2 separate regions of the Homo sapiens genome follow, and region 1 is linked to region 2. The links are chromatin contacts, found by Hi-C or POLR2A ChIA-PET in ENCODE. All regions are on one chromosome and are shown on one strand. The core of a region is the stretch at or near the end of the contact, and the rest is flanking DNA. Distances in the headings are between cores, read along the strand shown. Region 1 has its middle 34 kb from the start of SPATA13. Region 2 overlaps SPATA13 (spermatogenesis associated 13).

Region 1 (3,125 bases), core at 197-2,696, 89 kb after region 2:
TGTTTCCACAACAAGGCCTGTCCACATCAGCGAGGAGTGTTAGAATGCAGATTTCTGGGGCCCGGCGTGGCTGTGGAGGCCTTAGTTTGGGATGCCGAAAGACAGGCTATTCTCAGAAAGCTACCTGAGGCCTGAGAAGCATGACCTGGACCCATGCACTTTCCTAATGGCTCTGCCCCACCATTTAATTACCTCTGAGCAACACCCTTCTCTTCACCTAGCTAGCCAGAAGCCAGAAAAATCTGACCGTACATTGGGGTTTGAATAAATTAAAGTGGATGCATTAGAACATCTTGAAACCTTTGCAGAGCAGGTTAGGCAAGTTCCAGAAGGACAGACCTGGCAGAGCATTTCTGGTGATGAAGCCACAATGTCCTTTCCTGTCCCACGTGTAGGTCACCCCTCCGGGCACAAGGACAATGTCCAACTGGCCATTGTGGAGTCCAATTCTCAGGGCAGTGGGCTCGATTCTGGGACAGTCCACTCTACTGCTGCCTGTAGAAGGTGCTTTCTTCCTCCGAATAAAGCCCCAGGACTCCAGGATTTACAGTTGATATGTCAGAGGCTCAGTCCATCCAGAGCCTTCCCTACAAGCAAAAAGCTTCCCCACCCACCTTGAAGAAATTCACAGACATCAAAAGATCATTGTGTGGCACATGGGTTAGCCCTTGAATTACAGAGCAATTTGCTGTCATTTACTGTAAATGCTGTTCGTTCATTACATCATCATTCTGCCAACGGAGGCATGAGGAGTACCTGGATGCAAACTCAATTCGGTAGGAAGAGTAAGAAATAAATGAAGCTGTACCAGACTTGATGCCTGTCTTGTTTTTATTCCTTGCTGTGCAATTTAAATTTATGATACCATTGTCTTTGAACTTCAAATGTTAAACTTGCTCACAAGTCAGTATTTTTTGCTTTTTTTCAGAACCTGATCACTGTTCAGCAACCATTGATGGGCGCATATTATCTGTATGGAGATTTACCAATGCTTTGTGAGAAAACAAAAATGCCTGTTCTCAAGAAACTTACCAGCTATGGGCTGGAAGGCTCTAAACTGAACTTGAATGACTCATCACAGTCATCTCATTTCTTGAGCTCTTGCTGTGCTGGAGATCTTCTGTCTCCTTGGTTCACTCTATGGTTCACCCTTCTCCAGCTGCTGTCCCCAGAGGCTGTTCTCAGTAGACTACCTACGGGGGCTCCCCTACCCTCTGGCCTCTGGTTGGATTTCAGCAATGGGGAGGGAGCCCAGGCAGGGAACTGGAGGGAGAGAGAAGGAAATGACGCTGGTTGTCAACTCCTCCCTGCTGGTGTCATTGTGGGATGGCTTTGTCTCTTGACTAAAGGTCACACAGTACCTGCAAGGCAGGTTCTGGCAATGCCCTACTCCCACCCCCTCAGAGCTGGAGAGGGTGGCCTCACTGCTACCAGCCTGGGTAAGCTCTGTCCCTGTTGCTTCCTACCCTGGCCACACCTTTGTAAATAACTCCCTTATTAAACAGTCCTCTAGTCATCCCCCTTCCTGCCAGGATTGACTGGCATTTCTACCTCAACACTGGTATTCTCCACTTAAATCCTCAATGCTTTAAGGAGGTAATATTACTAACTTCATTATACAAACCTCGGAACTGGTCTCAGAGAGATGAGATAAGACCACACATTAGATAACAAATGTGAAAGGATTTAAACCCATTTTTGTTTGATTTCACAATCTCCAGTCTTCCCATTATGATCTCTAGAGAGAGAAAACGTTTAGGGTAAAGATTCCTAGAGCTGCTAAGTTAATAATAAAAATAATGGACTGAGTGCAGTGGCTCATGCCTGTAACCAAATCCCCAAGCTGACAGGCCAAGGCAGGTGGATCTCTTGAGCCCAGGAGTTTGAGACCAGCCTGGGCAACATAGTGAGACTGCATCTCTACAAAAAAATATAAAATTAGCTGGGCATGGTGGCACACACCTGTAGTTGCAGCTACTCAGTAGGCTAAGGTGGGATGATCCCTTGAGCCCAGGAGCTCTAGGCTGCAGTGAGCCATATTCATACCACTGCACTCCAGCCTGAGTGACAGAACCTGTCTCTGTCCTGCGCCCTGGGAGTCTGTCTCTCTCTCTCACACACACACAAATATATATACGTAAATGCTTATTTTTCGCTCACTTTCTCTTGCCAGGGAAACTCCAGAATAGACACAATTGTCGTGGGTTTTAAGGGACATGAAGGAGAAAGTTACCCAAGTCCAACATCTACTGAGGAGCAATCTGTCAGCCCCACAGGTCAGAGCAGAGTGTGGCAGTCATAAGTCCAAGATCTGCTTGTGAGTCCCTCCATTTCCCATTAAGTTAATGCTGTGAAAAACTGTTTCATTGGCCTTAGGCTGTACCCCACCTCCAGCTACCCCTCCCCCAGACTCAATCATGGGTCACAGCCGCAAAGGCTCCCCATGGCTCCTGCCCCCATGACTTCATCCTGGAGAGGAAGTCCCTGTAGCAAGTGAGGGCAGAGAAGTGAGTGGAATTCCAGCAGGATCTTGCAACAGACTGGGAGTGGAGGAAGATGCTTTCTCATCACTTCTAGAATGCATCAGAAAGGAAGATGCAAGACTCTCGCCTGTTTGATACAGGGCTCCTGGCTCCCCTGCTCTATTCGTACCTCCCCAAGAACCACAGGGCCCAAGCCAGGAGCAGAGCCAAAGGCAGCTGCTCTCAGCTGCAGGGAAAAGCATAGGCAATAGGGAACATTTGAAATCCACATTCCAGAGTGGGCCCCCTTTTGCCTTCCATTCGTCTTTTCCTTACTCTTCCAGTTAATTGACCAGAAGTTTAATGAGCACCTATTGTCAACAACAGCACTAGGCTTCCTGTGTCCTTCTGCCTCCTGGTTCCTTTTTGCTCCTTCAAAGCGCAACTTTCCTTGGGCTGCCCTCCTCCTTATTCCTCACCTCCAAAATGAACTCTTGCCTCCTTCCTGCTCCTGAGCAACAAAAACGTCCATCCCTTGAATCTTGACAATCTCACCTAAGTCAAGGAAGAATTCCTTGGCTAGTAATTCTCACTAGGTGAACTGAGAACTCTGCTTAATTCTCCCTCGCTCCTTAAACCACTTGGTTGGTGAATTTTAGAAAC
Region 2 (2,889 bases), core at 263-2,762:
TGTCTTATTTCACTGTGTTCTCAGCATGTGTCTGTTGAATGACTGGCTGAAGGGGCTGCTGGCTTTGCACATCTCAGGTCTGATACCCCAACATCTGGGCCAGATGGTTCTTTGTTGTGGGAGCAGACCTGTGCTTTGTAGGATGTCTAGCAGCAACTGTGGCCACTGATGCTATTAGGAAGAAGAATTGTAATAAAAAGAGAGAGAGTGCTGAAAACCATGAATGTGCTACCAATTAGTTTCAGAATAGTTTTTCTGAAATTACTGGAAAAAAGTTTTAAGAGACTCAATCTTGCTATGTTGCCCGGGGTGGCCTCAAATTCTTAGACTCAAGTGATCCTCTCACCTCATCCTCCAAGTAGCTGGGATAACAGGTACATACCATGGCCAGTTAAAACCACTGAAATTTATCATTTCCTTTTTTTTGTTTTTGTTTTTGTTTGTTTGTTTTGTTTTGAGACAGAGTCTTGCTCTGTCATCCAGGCTGGAGTACACAGTGGCACAATTTCAGCACACTGCAACCTCGCCTCCCACACTCAAGTGATCCTCCCACCTCAGCCTCCCAAGTATCTGAGATTGCAGGCACATGCCACTATGCCCCACTAATTTTTGTATTTTTAGTAGAGACAGGGTTTCACTATGTTGGCCAGGTTGGTCTCAAACTCCTGACCTCAAATCGTCCTCCCACCTTGGCCTCCCAAAGTATTGGGATTACAGGCATGAGCCACCATGCCCAGCCATAATTTACAACATTCATAAAGAGAAAGCATCCAAGGTCCTAATTTCAGAGATGAAGTTATTCCCCAGGCCTAATGCCAGACACCGTCCTTCCTCTTCCTAGCCCCAATATACATACCTTAGTAAAAGAAAGAAGCCCCCTTACCCTTTGATCTGGTACCTTCAGGGTCTCTCTGTGTAAGGAGTAGGTAAGATGCTTCAAAAGAGCATCTGTAGCTCTGGCGTCACTTAAGTATTCAATCACTGAAGTTCAATGTTTGTGAATTGAAAGTATATGGACAAATGCAACTAGAATAAGCGTATCTTTTGGAAAGGTGTCAATTTCATACAAGCGTGTGATTGTCTTGGCTTGCCTTATGGGGGTTACTGGGCTAAAACACATTCCTGTGGGTGAGAATGGTGTTTCCCCAATAGGGATTCATATTTGCTTTGTCAATCCTCTGGGGTGATGGGGTGCAGAAAACAAGGATTTGCAAAGGCAGGTCTTAGACCACAAAGGAAAATCTTCCTTCTGTGTCTAAAGTTGCAGGTCAGGCTGGTGTAGTGAGAGATGAAAGGGCAGGTAGGTCTGAGCTTGTGCGAAAGATGCTGGCATCCTCCATAATGCCCCTCCCTGCCTGCGTCCCCAACCTCTGCACAGTGACAGCCTCTGAGCTCCTCTTCCTCCAATCTCACAGCAACCTTGGAAGGCTCCAGGGGAGCTGTTGCCAGTCACAGCCCTCAGCCCTGAAGACTGCCCTGCGTCTTGACTTCCTACAGCCATGGCCTGTCCACCACCTTTCTGGTGGTAAACAAGATTGCAGCAGTAACAATGAAGTTCCCGGTTAGGACTACCTCATGCCTGCAACCCATGCCAAAACTGATGTCACCACAAGACTGCACCTCCCCCACATTTACCATTCAGGGCAATGAAAATTTTCCAGATGGATGGCCCTAATCCTGAAGGCACTGTGATGGTCACTGGAGCAAAAACAATGTCTCTGCTTGGCAGAGGCAGACTGGCCCAAATCTGGAGCTGTGTTCACTGAGTTCACAGGCTAAGTCACCCAACAGTGCAGTCAGCACAGAATACCCCTAAAGGGAATGATGTAGCTTTTACATCCACAGCTTAATTAGACATACTTAATAACTGTGTGTAAGAGCATATATGTGTGTTGCATTTTATTTTTGCTGCATTTATTTTAGTGTTCAATTTTTTTGTCTTTGCATAAAATGTGTTTCCAGGCAGAGCCCCAATTTATAGCTTTGCATTCTGAGGAAATGAGATTAATTTTCAACTCAGCTTCCACCCAGCAGCCTATCAGGTCTTAAGGTAGGGGATGTCCCCACAGACCATTTTGCCACTGTTGAGGACAGAGGCCCAGAAGAGGCCCTTTCCCTGTGCTGTGCAATCAAGTGTCTCATCCTCTCAAATTAGTTTTACACATTAAAGCAGTTGCTGAAATGCCTTCTGCTTCTAATTTAAACTGTCTTCTAATTGAACTGAGATTTGCATATTGTTTTCTTGCAAGCCCTCCCTGCCTCTTGGCACACATCTCCTCATTTAGGACATGCACGACAGTCATGTGACATGATGCCACCAATGAACCAAGCCAGAGGTGACCAGCTACTCCTCCTGAACAGGGGTCCCTGGAGCACACACCCCATCTCTCAGAGGCGATCTGTGAGACTTTGTTAGAGGTGGAGGTTCTCATTGCCAGCGCGTCCTCAGGGAGACGCTGTGCTCGAACATAACCAACACACAGAATTCAGGAATACTCTGGTATAATATCCCAGGGACATGGCTCCTTTGACACAGCTTAATAATGTTTTAAATATGTCAGATGCTCAGTGGGGACTGAAATGAAAGCAAGTACTATATTCTGACTTTTGCGAGAAGTTCAAAACCAGCTGAGTTTAGTTGCTAGGAAAACTAAAGAATCACTAATACTTAAATATGTTGAATCTCAAAAAGGAAAGCGGAGATGCAAGATGAGACAAGGTTATGTTACCCTTTACAAGGCAGAAGCAAATGGGAAGTGAGAGTCCCCATGCAACTAAGGAGGGAAACAGATGTGCTGCTGACAACACAGATGCAGGGAACCCAGTGATGACTGGACAACACCAGGGAGCATCCCTCTCAGCAAGACTGAGGGACAGGTGAAGGGGAGG

What was found. A loop is a pair of places that touch in the nucleus more often than their neighbours do. ChIA-PET counts read pairs that join two places held with the same protein, here RNA polymerase II (POLR2A). Pooled maps may share reads with other maps.
Region 1: a loop to region 2 is called in a pooled map, with 4 times the contacts of the local background. The contact joins two enhancer-like sites. A Hi-C loop is called at or near these places in 1 of 168 maps with a recorded cell type or tissue (endothelial cell of hepatic sinusoid), 3 of 37 single-sample maps with no recorded cell type and 6 of 50 pooled maps. POLR2A ChIA-PET finds 5 or more read pairs at or near these places in 5 of 52 experiments (A549, AG04449, Panc1 and 2 more).

What each region holds. Positions count from the first base shown.
Region 1 is chr13:24,125,537-24,128,661 of GRCh38, reverse strand. It overlaps a transcript of SPATA13 not described here. Among named protein-coding and RNA genes, the nearest start is that of SPATA13, 34 kb to the left of the region's middle. Within about 2 kb of position 1,446, at least 5 of the 41 ENCODE cell types and tissues checked have a DNase peak (open chromatin) inside an H3K27ac peak, as active enhancers do.
Region 2 is chr13:24,214,619-24,217,507 of GRCh38, reverse strand. The region is part of intron 1 of SPATA13 (spermatogenesis associated 13); the gene reads right to left. Among named protein-coding and RNA genes, the nearest start is that of SPATA13-AS1, 38 kb to the left of the region's middle. Within about 2 kb of position 1,512, at least 17 of the 41 ENCODE cell types and tissues checked have a DNase peak (open chromatin) inside an H3K27ac peak, as active enhancers do.